2 separate regions of the Homo sapiens genome follow, and region 2 is linked to region 1. A link is a contact called in ENCODE Hi-C or POLR2A ChIA-PET data. All regions are on one chromosome and are shown on one strand. The core of a region is the stretch at or near the end of the contact, and the rest is flanking DNA. Distances in the headings are between cores, read along the strand shown.

Region 1 (3,331 bases), core at 54-2,553:
ATCTGTTGTTTGTTTGTTTGTTAGTTTTTTGCTTTGTAATAATAGCCACTCTGACTGGCATGAGATGGTATCTTATTGTGGTTTCAATTTGCGTTTCTCTAATGATCAGTGATGTTGAGCTTTTTCTCATATGTTTTTGCCGTATGTATGTCTTCTTTTGAGGAGTGTCTGTTCATGTCCTTTGCCCACTTTTTAATGGGGTTTTTTTTTTCTTGTAAATTTTAAAATCAATCTTCTTTATATGTCAATAGTATTATCATAAAATAGAAGTACTAATATTGCATTTCATGACACTTCTAGGTGCAATTATAAAAGTCATTTCTGGCTGGCTTATAATCCCAGCACTTTGGGAGGTCGAGTCAGGAGGCTAGCTTGAGCCCAAGAGTTTGAGACAAGCCTGGACAACAAAGTGAGACTCCCACCTCTACAAAAAGTACAAAATCAACCAGGTGTGGTGGTGCACACCTGTAGTCCCAGCTACTCAGGAGGCTGAGGCAGGAGGATCACCTGAGCCAAGGAGATAAAGGCTACAGTGAACTGTGATAGAGACACTGTACTCTAGCCTGGGCGACAGAGCAAGACCCTGTCTCAAAGCAGAAAGAAAAAATAAAAGTCACTTGTTACAACTATGCATTTAGATTTTCCTTAAACAATCAATTTATGCCTCTCTCTACTGCTTTTGTTTGATTAATACACACGATCATTCTAAATCAGTAGCATTGCATAACAATCTTGTTAACATCTATTTTCTAGGTATTTAATGGACTGATTTCATCAAGGCCATCCCTCTGAACTCCCTGAGTGTAGACATGATATTTTCATTTTACTACCCTGTGCTCCTGCCCAGCACACCCAAGCCTCAGGGCCCAAGCCAGGCATGGAAGAACAAAAGCATCCAAGGAGGCTTCATGGTGCAATTCCAGATGGAAAATGAATCCATCCTGTGGCCAGAGGAGGAACTACCTAGAAATTCTTCCCGACTCCGGTCATTCACTGACAACTCGTTAAAACACCCTTTCGCATGGCAGTGGTTTTTAATTATTCCTCATGTGCCTGTGAGCTCCAAAACCACAGGAGACCTTCCAGCAGGCTAGGAGGGCAGGAAGCAGTTGGAGCCACTGTGGTTTAAAGGAGTAAACAAGCCAGTTCAGGTATTTGGATGAGTGCAGAGGGCTGTGCCGGAGAATGTCATACATGCCCAAGCACTCGTTTGTGGTTTTCAAAAAGGACAAATGGGTGTGGGCTGAAAGTGTGGCATCGCCACCCAGAAAGAACTGAAATTGCCACCCAGGCTGCATAAGCACACACCCTGATTATCATCTGTTGTCTAGCTGCTCCTCACAATATGAGCTTGTGCTCGTTATCTAGAAATCGATCTGAAAATAAATACAGGCTTAGTGCATCACTCTATCAGTATGATGACCGTGGGGTGCACCAGGAAGGGGACTAGACAAGGAGGAAATACCCAGAGCTCCTGTCCTGGCACTGCCATTCCCAAGAACAAGTCTTGAAAATGCTCTGGGCTTCAGCGTCCTCGTTTGTAAATCAGGAATTACAATACCAGCTCCATCTTCCTTGCAGAATTATGAGCTGATAAAGAAAACCAATCGACAAGTATCTTACTGAGCTCACAGTGCTCCCAAACATGTAGACCCCGATGAGGGCTTGAAAAGGGATAAGAAATGGTATCTGGCCTGGAATATTTCCCAATAGATTTTGGATAAGATGAGACTGAAGCCTGTGTATCAATAGTAAACCATTTGACAAGTATTTGCACAAGCACACAGTTATAGAATATAACCTATAACCCTCATAGGATTACTCAGACAAGGGAGAGTGACATGGAGGGGCAACAGCTGGGCTGGATCCTACAGGATGAAAAGGCTTCATCTGGCAAAGGGAGGGAAGGACAGGACCCCATCTGAAGACTCAAAGGCTGCAATGAGCAACACTTCTTCAATGGGCCAGGGAAATGAAAATGTAAGGGTAGGATGACACTGGATTAAAGTAACAGTGAAATCAGATGGAGGAGGTATTTGGAAAGAAAGGGAAATTGAGTTCTAGGGTATTTTCAAAAAATAGTGACAAGTTTAAGGAAGATGAATCTAATGACAGTGTGTAGTCTGGTCAGAGCTAAGATGGAAACTGATATGGAAAAGCATCTATTGCTCACTCTTAGTAGCAGTAAGAAAAAAACTGGTAAGACTAGATGACTTACTAGATACAAGGGAAAGAGTTGGGTTAAAGTTCATTTAAATTTTTTAGCAGGGGGATTACAAGAACTTCTGCTCATTTGAAAGTCAGCAATACGTTCTTGTTTGCTTTGCTTTATTGGAGGATGGGGCCATTTAAAGCCATTGCTCCACATAGTATTCTGATTGCAATTGACTCATATGAATGACAATAATATTCCCTCACCAAGCACAGCTATTTATTACGTGGTTCTGTAAGTGTGGTTTTCTTCCCATCTTGATTTTGCATCAACTCCTGTTCTGTTTTGCAACAAGTCTTCAGCATTATATCATCTTGTTTTTTTTCAACCTGTGGAGCTCTGAAGCTCGGAAAGTAGAATCATCTCATAGAATCCAACAATCTTTATTTGAATCAATGCGGTTTCTGAAGTTTAGCTACCAGAGCATAGTGGCAAGGCGCAAATCCATTTTTGTCCACTAGGTGACAGACAAGAACTACTTTCTCTGCATCCCGCTGGAAAAATGAGAGCCACAATATGGAAAAACTAAGCACTGTGGCTCATACATTTCTATTTGTCTTCTGAACTTAGAAAAGGAAACACCAATTGGTATGCCCAATATCGCTCTGTAGTCCACTGAAAAATGCCGGAAGGGTTTTCAGACTACTGAGTTGGGGTACGGGTACTTTTGCTTTTTGTGTGGTTTTTTTGGAGTTTTTTGTTGCTTGATTGACGTCTTTGTGTTTTGTCCAGGTGAAAAATAGTGGCAGGAACAGATAATGAAGGTGGTAATGATAGTGTTATAAAGTGAGACTATATTGATTATAATGTATTAATTTTTAATTAATTCATTCATTAATTTTTTGCAGTCAGGGTTAAGGGGAGTGCCGGTGGGAAAGGCAGTGGGAATTGTGCAGGTGGAAGACATGATCAAGGTGAATAGCAATGAGACTGTTCCCAAAGGCCATACAGCCTTTGCCACCCTTTTCTAAAATTATTTTTTGAGACAGATTCTCATTCTGTTGCCCAGGCTGGAGTACAGTGGCACGACCATGGCTCATGGCTCACTGCAGCCTCAACCTCCCAGGCTCAAGCGATCCTCTCAGCTCAGACTCCCCAGTAGCTGGGACTGCAGGCGCA
Region 2 (3,742 bases), core at 466-2,965, 250 kb before region 1:
AACCATGGCTTACAAGAATGTAGCCAAAGCGGTTTTTTCCCCAGGGAAGAGTTTGGAGGTCTCCAGGGTAACTGTTTCTACACTGTGGATATAAAATCCTAAAGGGTCCCCAATATCATGTATGTATATATATATTTTTTCTTTGTGGATAAATGACTCAAATTAGCATAGTCGCTGTCATCTCAGAAGCCACCAGAGTAATTTAGAAACTAAGATTATAAACCATACAGCACATGTCATAATCTCTACCTGGAACTGACCTGGCGAATTGCCACGTTACCAACTTTTGAACCAGAATCAAATAGATAAGCATTTGCAGCTCTCATGGTGAAGGGTGAGCCACGTCCAAGAAGGTTTGAGAGGTATTTCAAATAAGTCAGACCTCTGCAGACCAGGTTTACTGGGCCCATCTAAGAATTCTTCTGCATCTGCAATGCCATGGATCCATGGATAGCCGATATGTGCATGAGGAGGAAAGGATTGATTTGTTTTCTCAACAGGCTGCCAGATGCACTCTGTTGGTATTCAGCCTCCTGACCTGAATCACTAAAACTAGAGACCTGCTAGTTAGTTAACTTTAATCTCTATTGATGTCTAATAAGTCGCCTCTAGTTGCCTGGCACTTTGGGAGAATGTTTAGTTAAGAACAATCTCAACAAAGCACCTTATTTAGAATTGAATCCTTGCATGTCATTGCCGGGGCCCCATCACGTCTGCCTTCAAGCCACTGTGAGAAAATGATGCAGGAAAAGAGTTGTTGAACTGAACACCCCCAGATTTGATCCTGAAATTCAAAAGGATAAAGACTTCTCTGATTCACAAGTGTCTTAAGTGTAGCTATTTGAAGATCATAGCAGCAGGTGGTATTCAGGGACTGAGCTGATGTGCTCATGTTGGTAGAGAAGGCAGTTTTGGGTTTTTTTGGTTGTTGTTTGTTTGTTTGTTTGTTTGTTTTTTGAGGCGGAGTCTGGCTGGCTCTGTCACCCAGGCTGGAGTGCAGTGGTGTGATCTCGGCTCACTGCAACCTCTGCCTCCCGGGTTCAAGCAATTCTCCTGTCTCAGCCTCTTGGGTAGCTGGGATTACAGGTGCCCACGACCACGCCCAGCTAATTTTTCTATTTTTAGTAGAGACTGGGGTTTCCCTATGTTGGCCAGGCTGGTCTCGAACTCCTGACCTCAGGTGATCCGCCCACCTCAGCCTCCCAAAGTGCTGGCATTACAGGCATGAGCCATTGTGCACACCCGGCCAAGAAGGGCAGTTTTTGAATTGTGTAGTGAATACCACCCTATGCTGGTTACCATGAATTGAAATTGGAGTCATTCATACAGGCATAAGGTCAACCTGCACTATATGCATGGATGCTCTTGACCAATTTCAATGACAAATCACCATAATTTGTAAAGTCCTGGTGGTACTGAACAGTCATTAAAATTACACATTATAAATATATGCATTACACACACACACACATCTATTAACATGCAATTTTAGAATGGCGTACTATACTGTGTCTGATACTTCGGGGAAGGTTAGGATGTCAGCATTGATATCAGGTGACTTCCGGCATCATGGCCTGTAATCACAGTTTATCGTGCCCTCACTAACAGCCACACTTTACCGGCCCACCTGTGTCAACACCACTCAGAATGAGTCACTCACCCTTGGTACATGTACGAATTACCTTTCACATTTCGTTTGTCAAAGAGGCATAGGTCACATCTGGCAGAGTTACTGAGTCACTGGTGTAGGAATCTGAAACCCAAACTGCCTCCACTGAATTCTCTCCCTCGCCTTTATAAATGTTCTATTTCACCAATAAAGGGCTGTCAGCCTCAAGATTTAAAGGTTTAAGCTTGAAGGGGCCATAATTATTTCTCTAGGGCTCTGTTGAGATTTCTGCAGCTTACTCATTCATTGTTCCCACATGATTTTATATTTGTCATATTTTTCCCTGCAACAGCAGAAGTCTTTAAATTGCTCCATACAAATGGAAAGCTAAGGTTAACACAATAAATCTGAACTTGACTTTCCATACCCATTTTACTAATATGAAAAGGCTGACTAATACATGATTAGAACAGTGGTTATACTGGCGGGCTTTTATTAGAAAGATGTTCTGTCTTTACCCAGGTTATTTCTTGGGGAAGTTGTTTAAGTGGGATTTTCACTTTACTCCTTTTTCTCTTCTACTCATAGGTCCTGAATGTTCCCAGAACTACACAACACCTAGTGGAGTGATAAAGTCCCCCGGATTCCCTGAAAAATATCCCAACAGCCTTGAATGCACTTATATTGTCTTTGTGCCAAAGATGTCAGAGATTATCCTGGAATTTGAAAGCTTTGACCTGGAGCCTGACTCAAATCCTCCAGGGGGGATGTTCTGTCGCTACGACCGGCTAGAAATCTGGGATGGATTCCCTGATGGTAAGAATGACAGGAAGCACCCCAAAAAGGGAAGGTTCTGGAGGAAGGGCACCAGTATTCTTTTACAAGTCTCATGATACATGAATCATTAAAAAAAACCTCAAAAGGACACTGGAAAACAAAGCAAAACTCTCTATATTCAGAGCAGTGATGAAATATTTGAGCTCAAGAAGACCTTAGTAATTATCTAGTCCAATTCCTTCATTTTATAGATAAGAAGCTGAGGCCATGAAAGATTACAAAAGGTTCTTTTAGCTATTTTTGTGATATAATTGAGACAAACACATAGTTTTTCTCTCTAAACTATTTTGCTCATCCACTGACCTGGCTACTCATCATTAATTCACAGATTGTAAGAGGATGGGCTCTTAGTAATTCCATTACATCAAACCACTCATTTTATAAATGCAGAGACCAAGGACCTGAGAGGTTGAGTACTTAATAAAATTTTAAGGCTAAACTATGCATCCGTTATGCTACAAAACAAAAATTTGGAAAAGGAACGAGAATGTTTGGGCATTCCTAATTTAGACAGGTTCCCTGTACATTCTCTACAGATTTTTCATCTTAGGGAATTTGAGTCACCTCAATACATCATTTATAGTCATTGACCTATGCATTCATATACCTAAAAAATATTTCCTGAGCATCTGTCATGTACCAGGCACCATCCTAGCCACAGGGTAAGCAAAACAATGAAAGATGCTGCCCTTTGGAGTTTCTCTTCTGCCAGGTAGAAGGAAACAATAAACAATGCACGTTACAAATAAATGAATTATGTGCATGAAATGTTAGAAGGTGAGAAGTGCTATAAACAAATCTCCCCAAATGAAAGCAAGAAAAAGTACAGCAGAGTCAAGGGATGAGAAGTTGGGAGTGGGGAGGTATAGGTTGAAATTTTAAATAGGGTGGTGAGGTTAGACTTTTTTTTTTTTTTTTTTTGAGACAGAGTTTTGCTCTTGTCACCCAGGCTGGAGTTCAGTGGAGCAATCTCGGCTCACTGCAACCTCCGCCTCCCAGGTTCAAGCAATTCTTCTGCCTCAGCCTCCCGAGTAGCTGGGATTACAGGTGCACACCACCACACTCAGCTAATTTTTGCATTTTTGGTAGAGACGGGTTTTCACCATGTTGGCCAGGCTGGTCTCGAACTCCTGACCTCAAGAGATCCTCCTGCCTCAGCCTCCCAAAGTGCTGAGATTACAGGCATGAGCCTCCATGCCTGGCCGAGGTTAGACCTTATTAAAGAAAATGACATTTGAGCGAAGATTTGAAGGAGGTGGAGGAAATAGCCATATGGACATCTAAATGAAAGTTTTC

The links. Hi-C counts contacts between places; a loop is a spot of excess contacts on that map. ChIA-PET counts read pairs that join two places held with the same protein, here RNA polymerase II (POLR2A). Pooled maps may share reads with other maps.
Region 2: a loop to region 1 is called in a map of PC-3, with 9 times the contacts of the local background. The contact joins two enhancer-like sites. A Hi-C loop is called at or near these places in 3 of 168 maps with a recorded cell type or tissue (MCF 10A, PC-3 and PC-9) and 8 of 50 pooled maps. POLR2A ChIA-PET finds 5 or more read pairs at or near these places in 1 of 52 experiments (A549).

What each region holds. Positions count from the first base shown.
Region 1 is chr10:33,008,248-33,011,578 of GRCh38, reverse strand. The region is part of intron 2 of ITGB1-DT (ITGB1 divergent transcript); the gene reads right to left. Among named protein-coding and RNA genes, the nearest start is that of ITGB1-DT, 27 kb to the right of the region's middle. Within about 2 kb of position 1,303, at least 10 of the 41 ENCODE cell types and tissues checked have a DNase peak (open chromatin) inside an H3K27ac peak, as active enhancers do; they include PC-3 and PC-9, where a contact is called at or near this core.
Region 2 is chr10:33,262,329-33,266,070 of GRCh38, reverse strand. NRP1 (neuropilin 1) reads left to right here. Exons shown (of 17, transcript NM_003873.7): 4 at 2,198-2,425. Among named protein-coding and RNA genes, the nearest start is that of NRP1, 70 kb to the left of the region's middle. RefSeq lists an enhancer at 1,146-2,345. Within about 2 kb of position 1,715, at least 10 of the 41 ENCODE cell types and tissues checked have a DNase peak (open chromatin) inside an H3K27ac peak, as active enhancers do; they include PC-3 and PC-9, where a contact is called at or near this core.